Regions from separate parts of the Mus musculus genome. Here regions 2 and 3 are each linked to region 1. A link is a loop called in an ENCODE intact Hi-C map of the cell type or tissue named here. Cell type or tissue: heart. All regions are shown on one strand.

Evidence for each region. A loop is a pair of places that touch in the nucleus more often than their neighbours do. Peaks named below come from ENCODE experiments on the same cell type or tissue, not always from the same donor. Only the 100,000 strongest peaks of a DNase experiment are listed, where the experiment ranks them.
Region 2: it touches region 1 in a loop (5-fold over the local background); 38 of 42 quality-filtered maps call a loop at or near these places.
Region 3: it touches region 1 in a loop (4-fold over the local background); 5 of 42 quality-filtered maps call a loop at or near these places.

Annotation. Positions count from the first base shown.
Region 1 is chr7:102,265,485-102,269,484 of GRCm38, reverse strand. It overlaps Stim1 (stromal interaction molecule 1), which reads right to left and starts at 1,666. Exons shown (of 12, transcript NM_009287.5): 1 at 932-1,666. The coding sequence starts at 1,070. In heart, a CTCF peak has its summit at 2,290; DNase peaks (open chromatin) are centred at 1,574, 2,224 and 2,684; H3K4me3 peaks cover 2,439 bases; H3K27ac peaks cover 1,421 bases; H3K27me3 peaks cover 631 bases.
Region 2 is chr7:102,415,840-102,419,839 of GRCm38, reverse strand. All of the region lies in intron 6 of Stim1 (stromal interaction molecule 1), which reads right to left. Among named protein-coding and RNA genes, the nearest start is that of Rrm1, 24 kb to the left of the region's middle. In heart, a CTCF peak has its summit at 2,192 (motif pointing right); a DNase peak (open chromatin) is centred at 2,229.
Region 3 is chr7:102,368,219-102,372,218 of GRCm38, reverse strand. The region is part of intron 2 of Stim1 (stromal interaction molecule 1); the gene reads right to left. Among named protein-coding and RNA genes, the nearest start is that of Rrm1, 71 kb to the left of the region's middle. In heart, a CTCF peak has its summit at 2,313; no DNase peak of the experiment used is centred here.

The sequences.
Region 1 (4,000 bases):
TCTCTGAACTTGCCTATCCTCAAACACCCTAACTAGTCTTCTGTCCCCAACCCTTCAGGCTACAGTCTGGGGCAGATTGTAGTGACAGGGTGTGAAAAACAGAAAAAGAGAACTGGTGAGCTTCTAAACTTTGTGTAAATTAATTGTATTTTTTTTAAAGGTTCCTTTCTACTGCAAAAGTATTGGCCAGAGCTACTACTGCTAAACAAAGCTCTGTAAGTATACAGGGAAAATAAGGACAGATTAAAAATAATAACATGGAATCCTTACTCTCATCAGTCAGAAGAAACGGATTAAGTCAACAAGTGGTCCCAGGATTTTTTATTACCGAGAAGTCAAGAAAGGGCCATTTAAGTCCCTAGTGGTAAACAGGATTCCATCTAAGGACTTGCTTTGATATTTCACATGGGCACAAGCAAAAGACAGATTTCCTAAGGGAAAGGAGGGACTACGGTGGTTCTCACGGTGGTTAGAACAGAAAGGCACACCTGAACACCAAGCTGTAGAAAAACAGACCCAGCCCTGCCCTGATCTTCCCTGCCCATCCCGAGTGGCCTCAACCCACCATTGCCACACACCCCCTTATACCTCAAGTGATAAAACTGGCTAAAAGGAATTTTAACATCTGAGAAGGCTACTCTTCCAGACAAGAAGTCCTGAATGGGGCCTCAACCTTACTGATCTAAAAAGTCAAGGTGTCCCCATGAGGCTTCTCACTACCTTCCGGAGGAGGGATAAGGAAAGTTGCTCTGGGGAAATACTAACATTAGGCATGACTACTACACGAAAGAACTTCTTGGACTACTGAGACTACACAGTGTTATGGTGTATCTCACATGTGCGGAGATTCCAACGTGCCCACTTCGGGCCACTCAGTCTTGAGTCAATCAAGCCCCCAGCCCAGTCCAGCCCGCCGCAAGGCCTTCTTTACCTGCTTCGGTAGACTCTTCAGAAGTCGCCCCGGAGCTAGCTCCTGTATTCTTTTCACTGTGACTATGGCTGAGACTCTGGCCCTGATGCAGAAGGAGCCCCCAAAGAAGCCACAGGGCAAGACGGGCGCACACATCCATGACGGTAGGTCTCAGTCAACATGCGCCTGCTGTAGACACCTTTGGATCCCAGAAGCAAATCCCAGAGTCAGGGAGTGCAGCCGACGGTTCCAAAGCAAGATGCCCTCGCGGCGCCGCAGCTGTCCAGCCACCTGCGGGCTTACCTCCTCCGATAAGCGAAGGTCAAGTGCCCCAAGTTTGGACGCAGAAGGATCGGAGTCTCCGGTCCAACTGTAGGTCCGCCGGGGCTGCGGCGGCGGCCTGAGCTCTATCTGCTTCCGGAGAGTTTGAGCAGGGTGGCTGCGGGGCCGCTGTCAGCTCCGCAGCCTGCTGCACCCCTGCGGGAGGAGGCGGGCAGAATCTCCCGCCCGCACTGAGGTGGGGGAGGGAGAGAAGAGAGGAGAGAAGGGGGGCACCTGACCTCGCCCCGAGAAACAGCGGTGAGCCTCAGCAGCTAGGGCTTCGGCGTGCGACCTACAGGCCCCAGCAGACACGGATGTCTCCGGGATCCTAAGACTCCTAGGCCGAGGTCAGCGCCCCCGCCGGGTCCGGTACCTCTGCGGCTCCTGGTGCCCCGGTGCAGCAGGCGGACGCGCACGGGCCAGGCCCGGGACAGCGGCTCCCGGGAGGGCGGGAGGGCGGGAGGGCGGCACGGGGCGGGCCCGAAGTGGGCGGGGGCGTGCTCTACCGCCGGCCCGCCCCGCGCCGCCCGGCCCCCAGCGAAGCCCGGGCCCGCCCCAGAGCCGGCTTATCCCGGAATAACCTGTTGGAGAGCGCCCGCCAGAGCCCCCCGCAACTGGCGGGGTCTCTTGGGGACCCTGCCTGCGCTGGTGGTCGTCAGGACCGCGGCCCCGCGACAAGGATGGGGCCTCGGCCTCTGCCGTGCGCACCCCAGCCTCCAGCTCTAACGCCCGCCCGCAGGCGGGCCCCTGACACGCAGTTGCTCAGGTAACTCAGGCCTGCGGCGGCGGTGACAGCTACTGCCCTGTCCGGATCTCCGGGCCGCAGCGCTGCTCTCCGGACTCCACTGTAAAGTCAGGTTGGACAGAAACTCCGCACTAGGATGACAAACCTGGAGCCGCCTGGGGTGACTATGGTCCTGCTAGGTTTGGCCAAGGGGCGCGCTCCCAGCCCCCAACTCCCGACTCCCAGGCTCCGCCCTTTCGACGCGCCTCGCAGCCAATCGGCTTCCGCCTCTCAATAACCCGCGCCTCCGGTCTCCCGTACGCAGCGGTCCCTGGTGGCCACATCTAAGTACTGCAAAAGGACTAGTTCCTAGGTGGCCCTGACCCTTTCTAGAGGGTTACTGAAGGGAAGGGAAGCCCCTAGTCAAGCCCTTTAGAGGCTACAAGTGTTTAAAGAAGAAATTGTTCCAAAAAGCAGAATGAAATGCCCATCCCACTGTAGGTAAAACGTCACCTGTACGTAGCCTAACAGGTCTATCTGCTTTCCTAACACCCTGCCCGTCCCTGATCTACATCCTATGCCCTTGTGTAGCTCTTGCAACCCACCTCTCAGGCCCCACCCTCTTGAGGTTTGTGGGGTAAAGCCCGTGATGGTTCCTCCCATCTCATTCTCCTATCTCTCTGATTCCGTTAGAGGAGATGGTAGCGACTTGAGAATAAGTGCCCCAAAAACAGAGAACCCCGCCCAGGCTTCCTTTAGCAAAGCCTATACTTCCTGTTCTCTTCTCAAGCGTACTGTCAGCAGATCTTTACCGAAACCTCCGTGCCCTACCCCTGTCCTTGGCACCGGAGGCAGGAGACTGGATTAGGCCCAGTCCCTCTTCTGACAGTGATAAACCAGCTCCTGTTATGAGTGAGCCCTTTGAAGACCAGAACACGGATTTGCCCAACAGCTGCCTGGCTTAAGGGTTAGGCTGTTGATATAAAAATACATGTCAGACGTCATCTACTATCACTCTCTCCACTCTGTTAATCTCCCATCACACTGGCCTTTTTTTTTTTTCTTGTGGTGTGTGTGTGTACACTTTTACAATATCAAACCCAGAACCTCAGACACGATAAACAAGCACTCTATTCGCCACGCTAAACATGGACCTTCAGGAAGTTCCCAAACACATCAAACAGGCTTCAGAGCATTTGTGTCTGTTGTTTCTTCTACCGAAAACCTTCCTCACCCTACTTCCCCACCCGCTCCCCACCAATAAACTTAACCTCTTGTTATTCTAGATATTGTTGAATAACTCCTTAGAAGGTTCAACCTAAGGCTGACAATATGGTTTAGTGGGTAAAGAAGCTCACCACAAGCCGGGCGCGGTGGCGCATGCCTTTGATCCCAGCACTCGGGAGGCAGAGGCAGGCAGATTTCTGAGTTCGAGGCCAGCCTGGTCTACAGAGTGAGTTCCAGGACAGCCAGGGCTACACAGAGAAACCCTGTCTCAAAGAAAGGCAGACAGAAAGACAGGAAGGAGGGAGGGAGGGAGCAAGGAAAGAAGGAAGGAGGGAGGGAGCAAGGAAAGAAGGAAGGAGGGAGGGAGCAAGGAAAGAAGGAAGGAGGGAGGGAGGGAAGGAAGCTACTATCTGTATCACCTTCAAAGCCAGTCTACAGAGTTAGGCCCTAAATATAGCCACTCCTCCCACTATCGTGTGGTTGTGAGTTTTCAGAGGTCTCTGAGATGTACACCTGCACATCATAAATACTTAGTGAAAAGCTTACTGGTAAATGTTAGTTCATTTGATCACACAAATATCTATTGAATGACAGCCATATGCTGGAAAATTGGCCAAAACAAAAGGCGAACCCCTGACCTAGATTCTATCAGACCTATGTTCTGAGCCAGCTCTCAAACTCAAGTCACAAAATGAACAAGTAGGCAATGATGTGACTAAGTCTTAGGTAGGAGTGATAGGGGTGGGGACTACAGACTGGAAATCAATCGGGCAGAAAGGTGGACACAGCATCAACAGATTGTGGCCAAAAAAGGATAG
Region 2 (4,000 bases), 150 kb before region 1:
CAGCACTCGGGAGGCAGAGGCAGGCGGATCTCTATGATTTTTAGGCCAGCCTGGTCTGCAAGTGAGTACAGGACAAACAGGGCTACCTGGAGGAACCTTATCTCAAAAAAAAAAGAGAGAGAGAGAGAGAGAAGAAAGAAAGAAAAGAAAAGGAAAGAAAAGAAAAGAAAAGAAAAGAAAAGAAAAGAAGAAAGAGAAAAAGAAAAAAGGAAGGAAATAAAGAAAAGGAAAGGAAAGAAGAGAAAAGGAAAGGAAAGGAAAAAGAAAAGAAAAGAAAAGGAAAGGAAAGAAGAGAAAAGGAAAGGAAAGGAAAAAGAAAAGAAAAGAAAAGGAAAGGAAAGAAGAGAAAAGGAAAGGAAAGAAGAGAAGAGAAAAGGAAAGAAAAGAAAAGAAAAGAAAAGAAAAGAATAGAAAAGAAAAGAAGGGCTGGTGAGATGGCTCAGCAGTTAAGAGCACTGACTGCTCTTCCAAAGGTCCTGAGTTCAAATCCCGGAAACCACATGGTGGCTCACAACCATCCGTAACGAAATCTGATGCCCTCTTCTGGAGTGTCTGAAGACAGCTCTAGTGTACTTACATATAATAAATAAATAAATGAATAAACATGTTTTAAGAAAAGGAAAGGAAGAGAAGAGAAGAGAAGAGAAGAGAAGAGAAGAGAAGAGAAGAGAAGAGAAGAGAAGAGAAGAGAAGAGGAAAGAGAGCAGGCTGAGCAAGCCATGCAGAGCAAGCAGTAAGCAGTACCTGTTCATGGCCTCTGCATCAGCTCCCGCTGTCACTGCTTTTGATGATGAACAGTGAGTGGAAGTGTAAGCCAAATAGACCCTTTCCTCCCAAGTTTCAGTTAGCCACAGTGTTTTATCACAGCAATAGTAATGCTATCTAAGACAAGACCCAAGGGAAAGAGTTTACTAATTGCCCTGAGATGGGAAAGAACTAAGCTGTTGCCTGGTCTTTTTTTTTTTTTTTAAGATTTTTTTTTAATCATATGTGTGTACACTGTAGCTGTCTTCAGACACACCAGAAGAGGGCATCAGATTTTTGTTACAGATGTTTGTGAGCCACCATGTGGTTGCTGGGATTTGAACTCAGGACCTTTGGAAGAGCAGTCAGTGCTCTTAACCCCTGAGTCATCTCACCAGCCCTTGCCTGGTCTTCTTAAGTTAATAGGAACCATCAAGTTATCAGGAACTAGGACATGGGGATAATGGAAAGGAGAAGAGATTTAGAATGCTGGATTAGCCTGAGTGAGGTACTGGGTTTGGTCCAAATGAGGGGAAGGTGAGAAAGGAGAGGGTGGAAAGTCAGAGACGAGGATGGAAGGGGGATGTGAAAGGAAAAAGAAAAGGAAGAAGGAAGGAAGAGGCCAGTAAGGTAGCTCAGTGGTAAAGGTATTTGCTACCAAGCATAACTGAATGATATCAAGGCCGCATATGGTAGAATGAGAGAACAGACTCTGGTATGTTATCTTCTGACCTGTATACCCACACCATGGTTTATATTCACTTCCTCCAGCACGTGCACACACAGAGAGAGAGAGAGATAAATGTATGTAATAAAATATTTTTAAAAGAAAAAAGCTGGGCATGGTGGCGTACACCTTTAATTCCAGCATTCTGGAGTAGAGGTAGGTAAATCTCTGTGAGTTCCAGACCAGCTAGGGCTATACAATGAAACACCATTTAAAAGAAAGAAAGAAAGGAAAAGAAAAGAGAGATAGTGTTTAGAATTGAGGTAGAGAAAGGCCAGATGTGGTGGCATGTGCTTGTAGTCACTTAAGAGGTAGAGACATGAAGATCAATGAAGTTCAAGACGAACCTGGTCTATATCCAAGATCCAGGCTAGCCAGTGAGACATCACTATCATCACCAAAAGTAGTAAAAAGAAAGAGAAAATATAGACAATAGAATTAAAAGCCCCCTTGGGGATACTGTCTATTTAGTTAAAAAGAAAATATCAGGCGATGAATATCTGGTGATGAATAAACCCAACACTCAGAAGGTAGAGGCAGGAAGATGAATTCAGTCACCCTTGGCTAAAAATCAACAGAGAAAATGGATGACTAAAAGGCACATCAGACTTGTCTGTGGCCACGGCGCTGGTAAGAATAAACAGTGGGCTACCAGCAGTGCTGCAACACAAACAATTTTCTACCTACTGTGCCCTTGGAGAAGGAGTTGCTTTTCCTTAGAATGGACGCCAGATGGCGATACATGCACAGCTAACAAAAACATCAGAGGTGCCATTTCCCCCATCTCCAGTCTTGCTGATGTCTACTGTCCCATGACCCAACTGCAAGAAGCTGTACCACCAGAGAGTCAATTCTTCACTGAAATGCTGTTGCTTTCAATACAGTCTCTCCTGAAAAAGCCAGTATTACCACACCCTTCTATTACAGAAAAGTGGACCTACTATGTAGTAAAGACAGAGATCAATATATAATATTATGTGGAGAAATGAGTAAATAAATGTACAATTAAGCACTGTCCTGCTCAAAGCAACCAATCAATAAGGAAGAAAATTAAGCAGCCCGACTGAAATCTCATGACTGTGGCTCCAACACTTGTGTGACTAGGGACATTTCACCTGCTTCTTCATAGCAAGAAGGAAACAAAATTCTTTTTTTTTTTTTTTTTTTTTTAAGAGTCATTTCTTTTTTTTTTTTTTTTTTTAAAGATTTATTTATTTATTATATGTAAGTACACTGCAGCTGTCTTCAGACACTCCAGAAGAGGACATCAGATCTTGTTACAGATGGTTGTGAGCCACCATGTGGTTGCTGGGATTTGAACTCTGGACCTTTGGAAGAGCAGTCGGGTGCTCTTACCCACTGAGCCATCTCACCAGCCCGGAAACAAATCTTGCTTGACTCAAAGAATTATTTTGAAACCAGTGAAATCCTAGTTGTAATGTATATGCACTGTTACATTAACTCACACCAAAACTTCATGATAACAGTATCTTGCTGTGCATTTCTAGAGATATGAGGGACAAAGTGGCATGTGGCCTCTGTACTCTGTCAGAGAAGGGCTTGTGTGTGTATGCACAAGTCCTGGGGGGTGGGGGGTCTGTCTGTTGCTTGGTGCTACAGGGGTCATTAAGCTCAGGAGGATTAGGAGAGCAGGGAGGGCTGGAAGCTTAAGTTTTATCCCCAAACTTGGAATGCCTCTTGCTTAGATTCTTTTGTCTTTGGAATGAAAACAGTGCATGTTTTTCAGATAAATGAAGTATGGGAATTGTTTAGACAGCAGCAGTTAGCCCCTAGTTGGCAAAGGGCACAAAAGCAAAGTAACCATGAATCAGCTTAGAAATCAAACTGCTCTTGCTCTCTAAAAGCTCATAGAAATGAATCTGTTGAAGCTGCTGCTGCTGCTGCTGGAGAGTGTCAAAACTCAGAGCTCAGGGTTGGAGAAATGGCTCAGCAGCCCTCTTCTTCCAACATGTGGGTTCTGGAACTAAACTTAGCCTATCAGTTTGGCTGCACCTTTACTGGCTAAAGTACCTTCCAGGCAGACCTCTAAGTCCAGTTTTAAGTGGAGTTTGGCATATGTTAGGCATGTACTCTGTCAACTAATATCAACAATATTCTCAGCCCTTTTCGTTTTCTTTTTGAAACAGTCTTATGTAGCCCAGTCTCAAACACGTTAGTAGTCTAGAATAACCTTGTGCTCTTGATTCTTCTGCCTCCATCTCCAAAATGCTAGGATTACAGACATGTGGCACCATGACGGCTAGCTAGGTTTGTTAGGTTTCTTTGGGAGCCATGGGAAACAGTTAGCTGTATCCGTTTACATGAGAAAGGAAGCGATCAAGATGTAGGAGACCAAGCAGAATGATCTTAACGAGCCCCCTGCCAGGGAGGCTCTACACCTCTGGCAGCTATGCATTTCTCCCTTTCAGGCTTAGAGAGAAAAAGGTGGGGGGTTGTTTTGGTTGGTTTTAAATAAAATAGAATAAAAGTTCCTCTCAAGAGGAGTATCTACCCAGGGCAACTGAATTG
Region 3 (4,000 bases), 100 kb before region 1:
TTACGATGACAATTTCTTGAGAAAACCTAAGGGGAAATATTTATTTTGGCTCCTGGTTTCAGAGGTTTTGATCTATGGTCAATGGTTTGGATCCATTGCTTTTATGCCTTGGGTAAGGTAGAAACAGCGTGGCAGAAGGGCATGAAGAAGGAAAGCTACTCTCCACGGGGTGGTCAGGAAATAGAGCAAGAGAAGGCAGGTCTTAGGAATAAGGTTCCTAATAACCTACAAAGGCAAGCCTTTAGTGACTGCCTTCCTCTAACTGAACCTCTCTTTTCCATTTAGCAAATAATTGAAGTTAAGCCTACTGATGAAGTAAGCTCCCCTTATGATCTAACTCCTTCTCAGTAGTACCACTAACTAAAAATTAAGCCTTCTATACACGAGCCTTTTGGAATAATACTTTATATGCAAATCATAATACCATGGTTCAAGTACAGGAACACATGAGACAATGTTGTATCAAGTAAAGGCATATACCTATAACCCCACTCCTTGGGAGGTAGAAGTGGTAGAATCAGAAGTTGTCGTTGTTCACATAGCAAATCTGAGGTGTATGTCTATGTGGACCTACATATAGAAGGCCTATGGCTATTGAGCACTGAAAGGAAATGAACAGAAACTAGGCAACACACTAGTGTTGCACTGCACTGTGTGCATGACTCTTATTTACAAAGGATCCTTTATATCCATGTGGTTTTGGTTTGTTTTTTTGGTTTGGTTTTTGGTTTTTTGAGCCTCCTACCACTCATTGAGGAAATCTACTACTGATGTCCCTGAGTGGTGAAGGAGCTTCTGTAGACACCTCCCTACTCATGTCTCCCAAATGGGCTATGTTTTTGGCTTCCTACCTTCAAGACTCATCAAATTTCCCTTTTCTCAAATGCTCTTCTTTTACCTGGTAAGCTCCAGCTCATCTTTAAAAATTAAGTTCCAGTTTTATCTCCTCTCCAGAGCCTGCTCCTAACATACCTCAGTCAAAGTAGAGCTAGCTCTATTGAGTGTTCAGCATTTTAAGGACAAAATTCTAAGTTCTTCAGTATTGTGTGGTCTGCCTAAGGCCTGCCTTTCTGACCTCATCTCCCACTTTATCTACCTGTCCTATTCAACGTTCAAATTAGGAGACTACTGACTCACTAGTTGTCAATGACATCACACTTGGTTCTCTACCTGGTATATATACTTCTCAGCCATCTCCCCAGGATAACTGCTCCTCCTCCTTCCAGGTTTATCTGAAGCACCATCTCTTTTTAGTGGTCTTCCTTTGTCATTCTCAGATGGTTAATTTCCTTCTCTATTCCCAAAACATGTTGCATTCACTTGCTGGTATAAATAAAATTTTATTACATTTATTTACACAGTGTGTACCACAACATGCTTGTGGAGGTCGAACAAATAACTTGTGGAAGTTTGTTCTCTCTACCACGTGGGTGCCAGGGACCAAACTCAGGTCATCAGGCTTGGCAAAATGCCTTTACATCTGATCCATCTCACTGGCCTCTATGTCTCATCACAAAACCTGGCCTGGAGCTCACTATGTAGCTGAAAGTAGCCTTGAACTGCTGATACTGCAGTCAACCTTCGGAATGATGAATCACGAGACTGTGCCACCATGCCCACCAATAACATGAAATCGTCATAGGAAGAAGACATGTCTGCTGTACTGGCTTTCACAGACCCAGTAGTCAGCACTAAATACTGGAGCAAAAACTAAATATTTGGAGAAGGAAAAGAAGAGATTGAGGAGGGAAAGAGAAAACCAAACAAAAACAAACACGGGGTCATTAATCCTCAGTTGAAGCAGAAGATGGAAGTCAATATTTCCTAAGCTTTTTGATTCACACTGGACATGGCATACACGTAGACAGAGACATGTGGGTAAATATACTGGACATGGCATACACGTAGACAGAGACATGTGGGTAAATATACGTGTTGCTTACATTATCAGCAACTTTGAGGCTTCCATTTTACCTCCAGGCTGCACATACTGTAGGCCTAACCCTTTGCCCCTAACCTTTTTTATTCTGACTCAGTTTCCTTAACTCAGAATTTGTTCTTCTTTTTGTTACAGACACTGATGTATCTAAATGCAGAAAGACATATACCCTACAAGCACAAAATGATACACATACAGATAAAAACATGAGGGTGCTAATACACATAGTCAGCAGCAGGACTGTCATCAAGGAGAGACAAAGCAAGCGCCACAACAAAGAAAGGAGGAGGGAAAACAACAGCCTGCTTAGTGAGAAAGAATTTCCCTGTCTGTCAAAGCAAGCCACCTTCTGGTCTTCCTGGAAGCATGACGGAGGCCATCTGGGGGAGCTGCTGCCTCAGCCTGTATCTGGCAAGTCACTGAGACAGATTGCAGAGTCCGCCTACTCTCTGAAATGTGTAGCTCCATGTGTCTGCCAACTGGGACCCTTGCTTGAGTGCCAGATGAGAATGTATCTTCCCCTCTACAGCACATACTAGGTCGTCACAACAGATTCTTCTTGAAACTCCTACAGCTCTCTGAATATCAGCAATCTGTCCCTTAAACTCTACTCCTGTCAGCAGGAGGCAGAATCAAGGAATCACCACAGGTTCCAGGCCAGTTTGGTATAAAGATTATTTATTTATTTACTTACTTACTTATTTACTTATTTATTGTATATGAGTACACTCTAGCTGTACAGATAGATGGTTATGAGCCTTCACGTGGTTGTTGGGAATTGAATTTTAGAACTTCTGCTCTCTCATAGCACTCACTCTGGTCGGCCCTGCTCCGGTCAACTCCACTTGCTCAGTCCCTGCTTGCTCTGGCCCAAAGATTTATTATTATAAATAAGTGCACTGTAGCTGTCTACAGACACACCAAAAGAGGGCATCAGATCTCATTATGGGTGGGTGTGAGCTCAGGACCTTCGAAAGAGCAGCCAGTACTCTTACCCACTGAGCCATTTCGCCAGCCCCAGTTTTGTCTACTTAGTTCCAGAGCAGCCAGGGCTACATTTAGTCTCAAAACAAAAAAATACCTAGTGTTTCTGCTATAAACCATTTTTATCTTAACTAACCCTTGCCAAAGACAAAGTGTATCTAAACTAATCTTCATCTCAATTTCATAAATGAGGAAAGTGAAATTCTAAAATACTTGACTATAGAAATATTGGACTCAGGCCAGACTCTAAATGTCATATTCAGACTTGATTTTTGCTTTGTTTTGTTGTTTTGAGGAAGGGTCCCAATGTGTATACCTAGCTGGCCTGGAACATGATATGTAAACTATGCTGGCCTCATAGAATTTCCCCAAGCCTTTGCCTCCAAATTACTGGTATAAAAGGTGTTAACTATTGTCTTAGGGTTTTTTATTGCTTTGATAAAACACCATGATCAAAGCAACTGGGGGAGGAAAGGGTTCACTTCAGCTATAGTTTCTCATCAGTCTATCAGTGGGCTACAGAGCAAGACCCTGTCTCAAAAAACAAAAACCACACTGGGACTGGAGAAATGACTCAGTGGATAAGAGCACTTGCTGCTCTGACAAAGGACTGAGCTCTGTTCTAAGCAACCACATTGGAAGCTCACAATGATCGACATTGCCAGTTCCAGTGGACCCAGTGACAATTTCTGGCACCAGGAACACAGGCAGTACACATACATACATGCGAGCAAAACAATCTTACACATAAAATAAAAATAATTGACTTTTAGAAACCCATACATGCAAATGGATGGACCTGGAGGGTATCATCCTGAGTGAGGTAACCCAATCACAAAAGAACTCACATGATATGTACTCACTGATACGTGGATATTAGCCCAGAAACTTAGAACACCCAAGATACAAGATACAATTTGCAAAACACATGAAACTCAAGAAGTATGAAGACCAAAAAAGTGTGGACATTTTGCCCCTTCTTAGAATCGGGAACAAAACACCCATGGAAGGAGTTACAGAGACAAAGTTTGGAGCTGAGACGAAAGGATGGACCATCTAAAGACGGCCACACCCGGG